Regions from separate parts of the Homo sapiens genome. Here region 2 is linked to region 1. Evidence: chromatin loops called from intact Hi-C (ENCODE). Cell type or tissue: chondrocyte. All regions are shown on one strand. Each heading gives the region's core, and the rest is flanking DNA. Links, peaks and the distances in the headings are about the cores only.

The links. Peaks named below come from ENCODE experiments on the same cell type or tissue, not always from the same donor. Only the 100,000 strongest peaks of a DNase experiment are listed, where the experiment ranks them.
Region 2: it touches region 1 in a loop (5-fold over the local background); 4 of 110 quality-filtered maps call a loop at or near these places.

What each region holds. Positions count from the first base shown.
Region 1 is chr13:67,734,369-67,739,765 of GRCh38, reverse strand. No RefSeq gene overlaps it. Among named protein-coding and RNA genes, the nearest start is that of LINC00364, 360 kb to the right of the region's middle. RefSeq lists an enhancer at 2,358-3,256. In chondrocyte, for the core only: CTCF peaks have their summits at 2,833 and 3,046 (motif pointing left); no DNase peak of the experiment used is centred there.
Region 2 is chr13:68,925,413-68,930,809 of GRCh38, reverse strand. No RefSeq gene overlaps it. Among named protein-coding and RNA genes, the nearest start is that of LINC00550, 43 kb to the right of the region's middle. In chondrocyte, for the core only: CTCF peaks have their summits at 2,971 and 3,177; no DNase peak of the experiment used is centred there.

The DNA of each region.
Region 1 (5,397 bases), core at 269-5,268:
CTCCCAACCAGCTCACAGGATTAGAGCCATGGGATCAGAAGAAATGTCAGGGCAGGTGCAATATTTCAGACTTTAAAAATCATCAATATCTGTATTTGTAACACATACCACAAAGGAAAAGCTAAACAAAATGAAAGAAATGAAAGGGAAGGCAAGGAAATGCAAGGAAATGAAGACTAACTAAAGTGACTATAGCAGGGAAATGACATATTTACCTGTCTCATAATGATGAAAGTACAATAGGAATTGTCATTCAGATTTATTCTAAATCCTCACCTGTACTTTGCTAGCTGGTAATAAAACACCTTCTCATGATAAAAATTGATGACTGCCCAATACCCTCACAATCTCCCTACCAAGAATTTTTTCCTAATCCCGAAACTAAAGCTGTTATCCAGAAATACATACTCATAGTTGTTCTGGAATCTTCTATTTCCACTACCCTTCGCAGGGAATCCAAGAGATAATTCCATAAACTCTACCTATAAAATATATTCTTTTTTTTTTTCTCTTGAGATGGAGTCTCAATCTGTCACCCAGGCTGGAGTGCAGTGGCACAATCTCGGCTCACTGCATCCTCCGCCTTCTGGGCTCAAGCAATTCTCCTGCCTCAGCCTCCCTAGTAGCTGAGACTACAGGCAAATGCCACCATGCCTGGCTAATTTTTGTATTTTTAGTAGAGATTGGGTTTCACCATGTTGACCAGGTTGGTCTCAAACTCCTGACCTCAAGTGATCTGCCAGCCTTGGCCTCCCAAAGTGCTGGGATTACAGATGTGAGCCACTGCACTGGCCTTATAAAATATATTCTAAATAGATCACCTCTCACCATCTTCACTGCTATCTCCCTCGCTTATACTCTATTGCAATAACCTCCTAACTAGTCTCTCTGTTTCTCTTCTTGCCTACCTATAATCGATTCTACTTAGCTACCAAAAGTGACTCTCCACCTATTAAAACATGCCCAATGGCTTATGTTCACATTTAAAATAAACCTGTAACTTCCATTTCTAGAGTAGAAAGCCCAAGATGGCCTGACCCTGCCTACCTTTCACAATTACCACTACTATACTCTGCATCAACTGTACTGACTTTTTCTTTTCTTCGAATACTCTGAGCTTATTCCTATTCCAGGCCTTTAGAATTTGTTGTTTCTTCAACCTGAAATATTATTTTCCCTAAAATCTTCACACAACCTCATCATTCCAGGCTCATATCAAATGTTACCTCTTCATATGCCTTCTGACATTATCCACACTAAACTAATCTCTACACACATTACGCCCTTATTCTGATTTATTTTCATCACTACTCTTTTATATATTTGTTTATGTTTTTAATATTATTTCCCTTGACTATAGGTTAGATTTATTTCTAGCTTATTCACTATTTTTAGGTCATCAACAAATAGCAGATTCTTACTAAATATTTGTTGAAAGTGAAAGTAGATGAACGAATGAGTATAAAAAGTCAAGAATCAAGAAAAGTTAGAAATATATTAAGGATCAACAAGTCCAAATCTCTGTTTCAAGAGATGGGGCAATAAAATGATATGCCCCAAACAACAAAAGTAGTTCATATTCTACATGTGTTTACAATTCTGGTGTTGGCACTCAGGTTATTATCATTTCTATTAGCCAACGCTGTCTCCCAAAATCATAAATATTGTGATGGAACCACAAAAGTCTAACAAGTATATTACACAATTGACATAAAAAGATTAAAAAAACTAATTCTAAATTAATTAATTATGTTTTCAAAAATTAACCTGCCTTGGAATCCGCATTAAATCCCGAAACATCTGTATACTCCTCATTCTTGTAATTCTCACAGTAATCTTTCTCTGAATCAGAACCTGTCTGTTTTTTGAAAGCCTGAAGATATTCTGATTAAAAAATAAAAAAAAGTAAAAATAGTATGTCACATTAAGATCATTTTTATGGTTAAAATTAAAAGCAAGAAAGGGGGATAGAAAGTACCTGAGAATGGAGTACATGGCCATAAGCAAAAGCCTCAAAGAGTTGTTCGTGAAAAAAGAAGTTTTTGATGTTTTCAGTTATTTTAAATAAAAGAATAAATTTAATATTGGTTGTTATTACTACCATGGAGTATAACCTTTATCATTTAAAAATATTCTAAAGACTTTTCTCATATTTTACTATAAAAAGCATACTGTTAAATTCAGGAAGATCTATGTTCATCAAGTTAATGATTAAACACTGGTAAATTTCCCCTTTTATTCTAATTCATTTGAAGTTTGCATTGTCAAGAATCACTTTTTAAAAATATATTGTGTAGCATGTTTTAGATTTGTTTTGATAGCATCCTTTTCTTTCCTCCAAACACAGTCTCAGTCACTCTCCATCCAGTCATTTTCAAGTATTTTATATATACTTTATGAAACCTCGTAAAACATCTTAATGGCCCAGGACGGTAAAAATGTGAGGTTGAAATGTGATATGGGTTATGATGTTTATAAAATACAGTTAAAGATTAATCTGGCAGCCTCAAATGTCTTTTTAAAAAATGGCAGTCTGCTGCTGAAATAAACACGCACACAATTTGAGGCAAAAACTTTTTTGTTTTAACTTTTTTTTTAACTACACAAGCTATTTACCAAAAAAAAAATACTTCATTCTGTGTTCTGTCTTACATTATATTCAGTATGCATCATGATGATCTCCCAGGGGACTTTTCAGGATTACTCATTCTTTGAATAATGGCTTGTATGTGGGCTTCAAAGAAATGCAGTAGGAGTGGGAAGAAAAACATTTGCATTTCCAAAGAAATGTTCTGAACTTCCCAGGGGACAGGGGACACTGAGAAAAGATTTTGTTGAACTGAGGGACACCTGACAGCCACTTAAGTGGCTCAGTGCATTCACAGTAAAAACTATTTTGCCTTCTCCCCATACCCTGGTTTTATGCATGAGAACAACTTGGTATTCAAATAATGCATAATCTCACTTACAGCACAGGGAATTCATTAATGGGTAATGCAGAGGAAAAGTGGGACAAGGTCATCCACAGAAAAAAGCAAAGCGCTCCCTTGTGGCAGGATAAGGTTTTATACAGTCTGATCTGAATTGAAAGACTTTGAGCCCCTTCTCTGCTTAGAGACAGTTTTGCTTTTCAACAGGAGCTGCTGAAGAAATGTAGAGTTTTGAAAAAAAGAAAATATGTTTTGATCAGCATTAAATTCAGGGCACTACTCTTCTGCTACTCGCTAATCATGAGTCTGACATTACCTTTCTTGGCCAAAGAAAAGTGGGGTCAATTCAATGGAAAACAAATGGCTTGAGCATGAAGCCACAATGCACTTGAGTCAGCTTTGTAAGGAAAAACTCTACCTTTATTTTCACTTAAGGGTTTGCAAAAATTTAAATATGAACCTAATGGCATGAGCATATAATGCACTATCCTCTTATACATAAATCTTGAAATTACATAGATTGTAGAACCATTAGAATTTTTTTCGTATAAAGTCTTTTATATTTTATACTCTATATTAATGCATTCATGTTTAATACTAAATATATTAATATATTTAATATATGAAATAATTTTATATTTTATAATGAAGTCTATAAATAAGTCTTTAGTAAGTCTTATAATCCTCAATATTTTCATTTAATATCAAAGTCACACAGGTAACAGATGACATCTTTTGCAAAATCTTTTTTTTTTAAATCATAGATATAGTTTTCTACTCTTACAGAATTTTCCCCTAAATGAACATATAAGTGTTCCTTGTAAAGGGTACGCATTCTGATCACTGGTAACTTTGCCCCTTGGTTCACTGACTGTATCTCCTCATTAGCATACAGATATTTAAATTTTCTCTAAATTGTCAAGAACTATAATCCACTCAGTCAGTTACTCATTGACTTTAATGATGAGTTTAACAACTTGTTGAGTTCCTGCTATGTGCCAAATACTGCATTCAGTGTGGGAAATTCAGCATAAATAAGGCAGATACTGAAACATTGTGGGGATTTTACAAGAGGATGTGTTAGTATTTTTAAGAGAGGATTCAGTTGGCATTTTAAAAGATGGTTGGCCTACTCTATGAAGATGGGTGTGAAACAAATACAGAGGCTTCAAAACCAGAGAAAAGCACTTTCTCCCCATTAGGGTAGATGTGATGGTTTTGCTTAGACTAGTGGCAGTGGAGGTAAAGTCTAGTGAATGGTCAGAGGGAAAGGACACAACTGGATAGAGAGAGAAGGAGATGTCATATTTCTTGCTACCAAGATCTCCGGGGGGCAGTTTATTTACTAAGATAGGTTAACTGGAGAAAAAATTTGTGGGGAACTACGTCTTCAATTCTGAACATGTCAAGATTTTGTTATTTCTTTGGCAAAAGAAAAAAAATCCGTTTAAAAAAGCACACACTAGGCTGGGCACGGTGGCTCACACCTATAATCCCAGCACTTTGGGAGGCTGAGGCCAGCGGATCACTTGAGGTCAAGAGATTGAGACCATCCTGGCCAACATGGTGAAACCCTGTCTCTACTAAAAACACAAAAATTAGCTGGGCTTGGTGGTGCATGCCTGTAGTCCCTGCTATTCGGGAGGCTGAGGAAGGAGAATCACTTGAACCCTGGAGGCAGAGGTTGCACTGAGCCTAGATTGCACCACTGCACTCCAGCCTGGTGACAAAGCAAGACTCCGTCTCAAACACACACACACACACACACACACACACACACACACACACACACGACACATGATTTTGGGGGTCAATGTGAAGGACTGCTCTGGATATACATTTTTTGTGATCCATTGAGATTTATATTATACCAGAACCACTGAGATTTATTTTATACTGGAAATTATGAAAATGAGTAAGGCATCTTAGAAAGAATGATTAAAATGACAATATAGCCATGATAAAGGCAAGTCTAGAAGAAGTCAAAATATAAGAATCATATAAAAAAGATAAAACCAAAAAGTAGAAACCAAAACAGTAGCCAAAAGGTGGAAACAAGAAAAGTGTGATATTGTTTATTCCATAAAGAAATGCTTTAATGAAAGAGTGTCTTGTATTGTCCAATAATTCAAATAACCTAACAAAAAGTAAAGTGAAATAAAAAAATAATTAATCCTGTGTTTAAATAAACAAGGAGATCTGAAAGAATAAAGTTTCCCCTTTATAAATTGATGCACAGCAGGGATAACAGCCTCTGAAGAAACAGTTTCAAAGAGATTAAACTGGATAGGGGATTTATAGGGATTTTGCTGATGAAGCCATGCTTGGGACAAGTGGTAGTGATTCCGGGAAAAGAAACTGCCAGGTTTTCAGTATCCTGACATTCAAGTTTTCAGCAAAATAGAACAGTTGTTGATTTGAGCAAAACGAAAGCACCTCTTCAGTTTCCTTGAGAAAGGCACAAGTT
Region 2 (5,397 bases), core at 89-5,088, 1.2 Mb before region 1:
GTGATTCGGAAACAGACTCAATAGTCCCATAGGCAGATTTTTTGGATAAACATAGAAATTTACCATTCTGGTCTTAAAACTTGAAGCTTTTATTTGTTTTATTGAATTCCTTCCTTACGAAATGTTCCCTTGTTCTCCAAAAACTGTCAAAGAACATAAACTCACCAGATCAGCTCATCCAGACAATGAGATGCCAGACCCCTCATCGCTCGTGATTGCTTCCTTACCCCTCCCTAGTTCATGTTTTCTCACACATAGTTGTATTTCTTTCCTGCTATTATAAACCCCTAATTTTAGTCAGGGAGATGGATTTGAGACTGATCTCCCTTCTCCTCTGCTACAGCACCCCATTAAAGCCATCTTCCTGGGTAATACTCATTGTCTCAGTGATTGATTTTCTGCGTGGTGAGCAGCAGGACCTAGGCTGGATCTAGTGTTTTGGTTAACAATTCTGATGAGCACCAAAGTTTAAAAAACATTGAACTATGGTGCCAGGCAGGAAAGAGCAGAAAGTGATTGGAAAGTTACTGAATATTAGAGGAAATTCAAAATTTTTGTATTAGGAAATTGATGGAGTTCTTATTTGGTAAACTCTATTTCTCATTTGAGCTAATAAATAAGAAGAGTGAGAGGAGTAATGAGAATACTGGAGAATTAAGAAAACTTTTAAGTAATCTTCAGACAGAAAGGAAACCGTGTTCAGAACACTTGCTTGAGAACAATTGTGTCTGTGACAGATTACATAGATATTTTCCTCTTCTGAAATTCTACATTTTATTGATACAGTGACATAATAATATTTTCTAGATTTTTACTTTCTATATAATACTCTTAATGTTAATATGCTCTTAGTTCTGTTGGTGTATTTTAGGTCTTTATGTTTAGCTTAATTATGGCAAGGGCTATTGCCTTCTACTATTTTGCTTCTTTAAGTTTTCCTGGAATGAGGTTTCAAAACAGTCCATAAATGTTTAGAAACGAATAATTTGATTAATACATGACTAAATGCTATGGAGACCCAAGCAGAAAATAAAAACAAGTTGAAGGCTTAAAAATATAATGGACTGTGCTTCCTATTATCTTGGCACATTTGAAAAGTTAATAACAATATTATGAAGTCAAGTGAATCTAAAAAACTCTCTTAGAGAGGTTGTGAAAGTAACAAAAACTATTGTTTTCTGAATTATTGCTGGGCATATTAAGCTGCAGTACTGGAATCTATGTGCTGTCTGCCTGCTGTAACTTGTCACAAAACAAGCAACCATTTGTGCTTTGAAATTTCCTTCATTCACAGAGCAATTCCTGGACATAATGTGCTATATGCATTTTTTAATCCTGCAATTTACTTATCCTATTTCATGTTGTCCAATAAAAATGAAGAGGGAGCAAGTCCATGGAAAATGCTAGTACTTCTTTATTGCTCATGTATTGAAAGATTAAAAATTTGTGATGAATACAAGAAGGTCTCCATAGCAACACATGTAGTTAGACAACGTTCTAGATGATTATCAGTGAGAGAAGTAATATCAACCGATTAAAAATGAATGGCACTTATTTCCATTGAGACGAGCCTGACAAATGGAGTGACAGGGCTCAAGGACAAATGAATATCAAGGAAGATTGGCCTGTCTCACTGAGTCATGTTCAAGCTGTTCTACAGCCTTATATAAAAGTGAGAGAATCTCTGCTCATTCTTAAAGTGCAAACCTTGCCCAGCCTCAGAACCCCACTGTGGATGTTGGCACAAATATTACGAATATTATGAACCATGTGAAAATTCAAAAGCACTCTATTAACCACAAATGATCTTGAATATATTTCAGTTTATTAAAGAAACAGAAAGGAAGGCTCAACACAGGTATAAATACTAATCGTTGTTTTAAGTTCTTGAAAAACTGTCAAAAATTTGGAGTTACTGATAAAAATGGTAGGAAATATGTACTGTAACCATTTGAGACATCTCGACTACAACATAAAATTCATATTATAGAGTAAAATGCCCCATTATTAAAATTAGTCTCGTTCGTGTTTATCATTTCTTAAATGCTTTTAAAGTCTTACTTTTCGCATTTCAAGAGTGGAGCCAAAATGTCAGGTTAGTTCTATAGTGAAAACATTAATTATAGCTTAAAAACTTATACTAAAGTTTTAAAAAATTTACACGCAGAATGATTCAACTTCTACAAGTAATAACTTTTATCATTTTGTAAGCAGAATGGACTATAATGTGTACTGAGTACACTACCATTGATCTTGTATACTGTGATTGTTTCAGTGTATAGATTTTATAAACCACATCATTATTTAATTTCAATATTATCACTAGTTAAAATGCTAGTTTAATCTATTAGTTTTTTAGGGCTGCTGTAACAAATTACCACACACTTGGCACTTAAAACAACAGAAATTTATTTTTTTCACAATCCGGAGGCCACGACTCCAAAAGCAAGGCGTAGATGGGGCTGCAACTCCTCTTGAATCTCTCAGTTTCTGGTGCCTGTTCTCATTCATTGTTTTATGGCTGCATCAATAAAATCTTGACCATCTTTACCTTGTGCTCTCCTCTGCTGTGTCTGTTTAATAATTCTCTGTCTCACTCTTTGAGAACACTTATAATTGAATTTAGCCCACTTGGATAATCCAGGACCAGCTCCTTCATTCAATTACTTAATCACATACTTTGCCATAAAAATTAATATTCACACTGTACACATATCTTTTTGGGGGCCACGATGAAGCCTCCAATAGTCTCACATTTCAATTAAAACATATGGTTTAATCAATTATGTTCTTTGAAAAAATTGTTTTAACTGTAATTTATGATCAAATGAATTTGTAAAACATAAAGATTGTATCACTATGACCTATAAAAGAACCAAAGATATTTTCCAATCTGAACAAAAAAAAATAGTGCTTAGAAATTCTTTTTCTTAATAACTGTAGAAAAAAAATTACTCTCTATGACTTATTTCATGACATAGTTTCTTTGGTTCAAAAGCATTTTTATTATCAAATATTGCTTTAAATAGTATAGCCTCAACAATGAAGCAGAAAGTCAAGTCCAGTAATGCATACATATATTTATGTCTAAAAAGTAATGAAGCATCTTTGGTGATAGGCAAAAATCTAACCTTTTGTTTGTTTGTTTGTTGAGACAGGGTCTCATTCTGTCTTCCAACACTAGAGTGCAGTGGTGCCATTTCAGCTGACTGCAGCCTGGTCTTCCTGGTCTCTAGCAATCCTCCCATCTCAGCTTTCTGCGTAGTTGGGATCACAGGTATGTGCCACCACACTAACTTTTTTTTTTTTTTGGTAGAGATAATGTCTCACTATGTTGCCCAGGCTGATCCTGAAATCCTGAACTCAAGCCGTCCTCCTGCCTCAGCCTCTGAAAATGCTGAGATTACCTGCATGAGCTACCATGCTTGGCAAAATCTAACTTTTAAGAAACTTTCAAAAACATGCTTTTAAAAAAAATCAGTTATAAAACTATTGAGGATAATATTTAGAGATCTTTCATAGCTATTTACTGAATTTCAACTAAGTATTATTTTGAGTGTTCTACGATACCTTGTGTAATATAATTGTAATTTTTTATTGTTTCTATTGACCTACAGCTTTTCATTGTAAATAAAATAAAGTCACTGTGAATAATATACTTCTCTTTTGTCAGAATGTAAAACTTTAATCCATTTGCTTCATGTATCTAAAATTTATTTTTGATTTGATTTGAATTATATATACTTAATGTATTTGTTGATACATTTAACAATTTAATTAAGTAGTCACCATTAATTTACCCTCATTAGAATTTATTTTTTAAAATTAAATAAAAAGTGACAAAACTAATTTTGTTCATCTCAGTTATGTTACTTTATATGTGATGAATTAATTTGTATTGAAAGTATAGTTGGGTTTACAGGTAGTTAGTAAACAATTCTTTAAAATGCTGTAGAAGTTTATAGTTAACTATGTTATAAACATTAATATTTCCACATCTAAATTTGAATGTGGAACAGTGGTTACCTAGAAAAACATAAACATTTCTTTGAAGAAAATCAGAAAATCTTGAAAGACAAGACAATAAACTGCTGTAGAATTTTCAACCTGCAAAAGTTATGCATATATATATATACATAGGTATACTATTTGTTTCCTAGCTTCCTTTGCCACTTCAAAAGTCCCAGAGATTAATGTTTTAAAGGCGACAAGAGCATGTCAAGAAATAAGAACAGAGCTTATTTTGTACTGAGGCAACAGAAATATCATGTTGTAAACATGTTTATTAACCTTGGCTTAGAGAGCAGACAGACAGCCTACTGCTGTGTTAATAACCAACCTGAAGAGGACAAAATGAAAATGTAATTATGTGACATCAAAAGCTTATTGATTTGTCAAAATGCAATCTTTCAAGCATTTTTTTTACTATTATTCTGCCAGAATTCTCTCTCATTAACCTCTTCATATTTTAACACCAGGAGTATCACCATTTATGAAAAATAAATGTAACTGAGATAATTTCAGTTTATCAAAAGATGTTAATTTAAAGGTTTTCTAGGAAGAAAAATATTAAAAATTATAAAAAAGAGTATGGACACTAGTTTTATGAAAGTTGTATTTTAAAGTTATTCATGCTTGAAGGAGTGGCAATGGATATATATTTCTTATTTTATTTGTTTAAAGGATTCCAGGTATATATGCAATACTTGCTATAACTAGGGAAAAGAAGGCCATGACCATATAGTCAATTTAAAAACTTAAAATTATAAATGATATTATTACGTTTAGGTACAATGAAAGGTTTACCTTTGGTTTTGGAGTTATTTTAGAAATGTTCTTAAAGTCTTAATTCTTAAATTGAAGTTAATACTCCAAATATATATATATATATATATAGAGAGAGAGAGAGAGAGAGAGACAGAAACACAGAGAGAGAGAGAGATTAAGAATAAATTGTTATATTAATTAACTTTTCAGTTACTTAACGACTTAACATTTTACAGAATTAAGTTAGTTTAAACTTTTGGAGAGAAGTGTTATATTTAAAAACATTCACATAGAGCAATATTAATTTGATAAAATATGATAATAGCAAAAAATCAGGTATTATAGTTAACTTATATTGATATAAATACCTACCTAGTTTCTCAAATGCATATTCTTATATCTATGTCTTCCAGCTTGTATACACACACACACACACACACACACACACACAAGTTTACACAAAGACAACATAAAATAGGAAGGAAAATTAAATCTCTTCTAAGCCCAAAAATGTAGAAAACTATGAGAATGCATCAATGAAGCTATGATAAATGTCTACATTAAATATCAAATATTCATTGAATGGAACATTTAATGTCACTAAGCTTTTATCCAGCAATATATATAAAA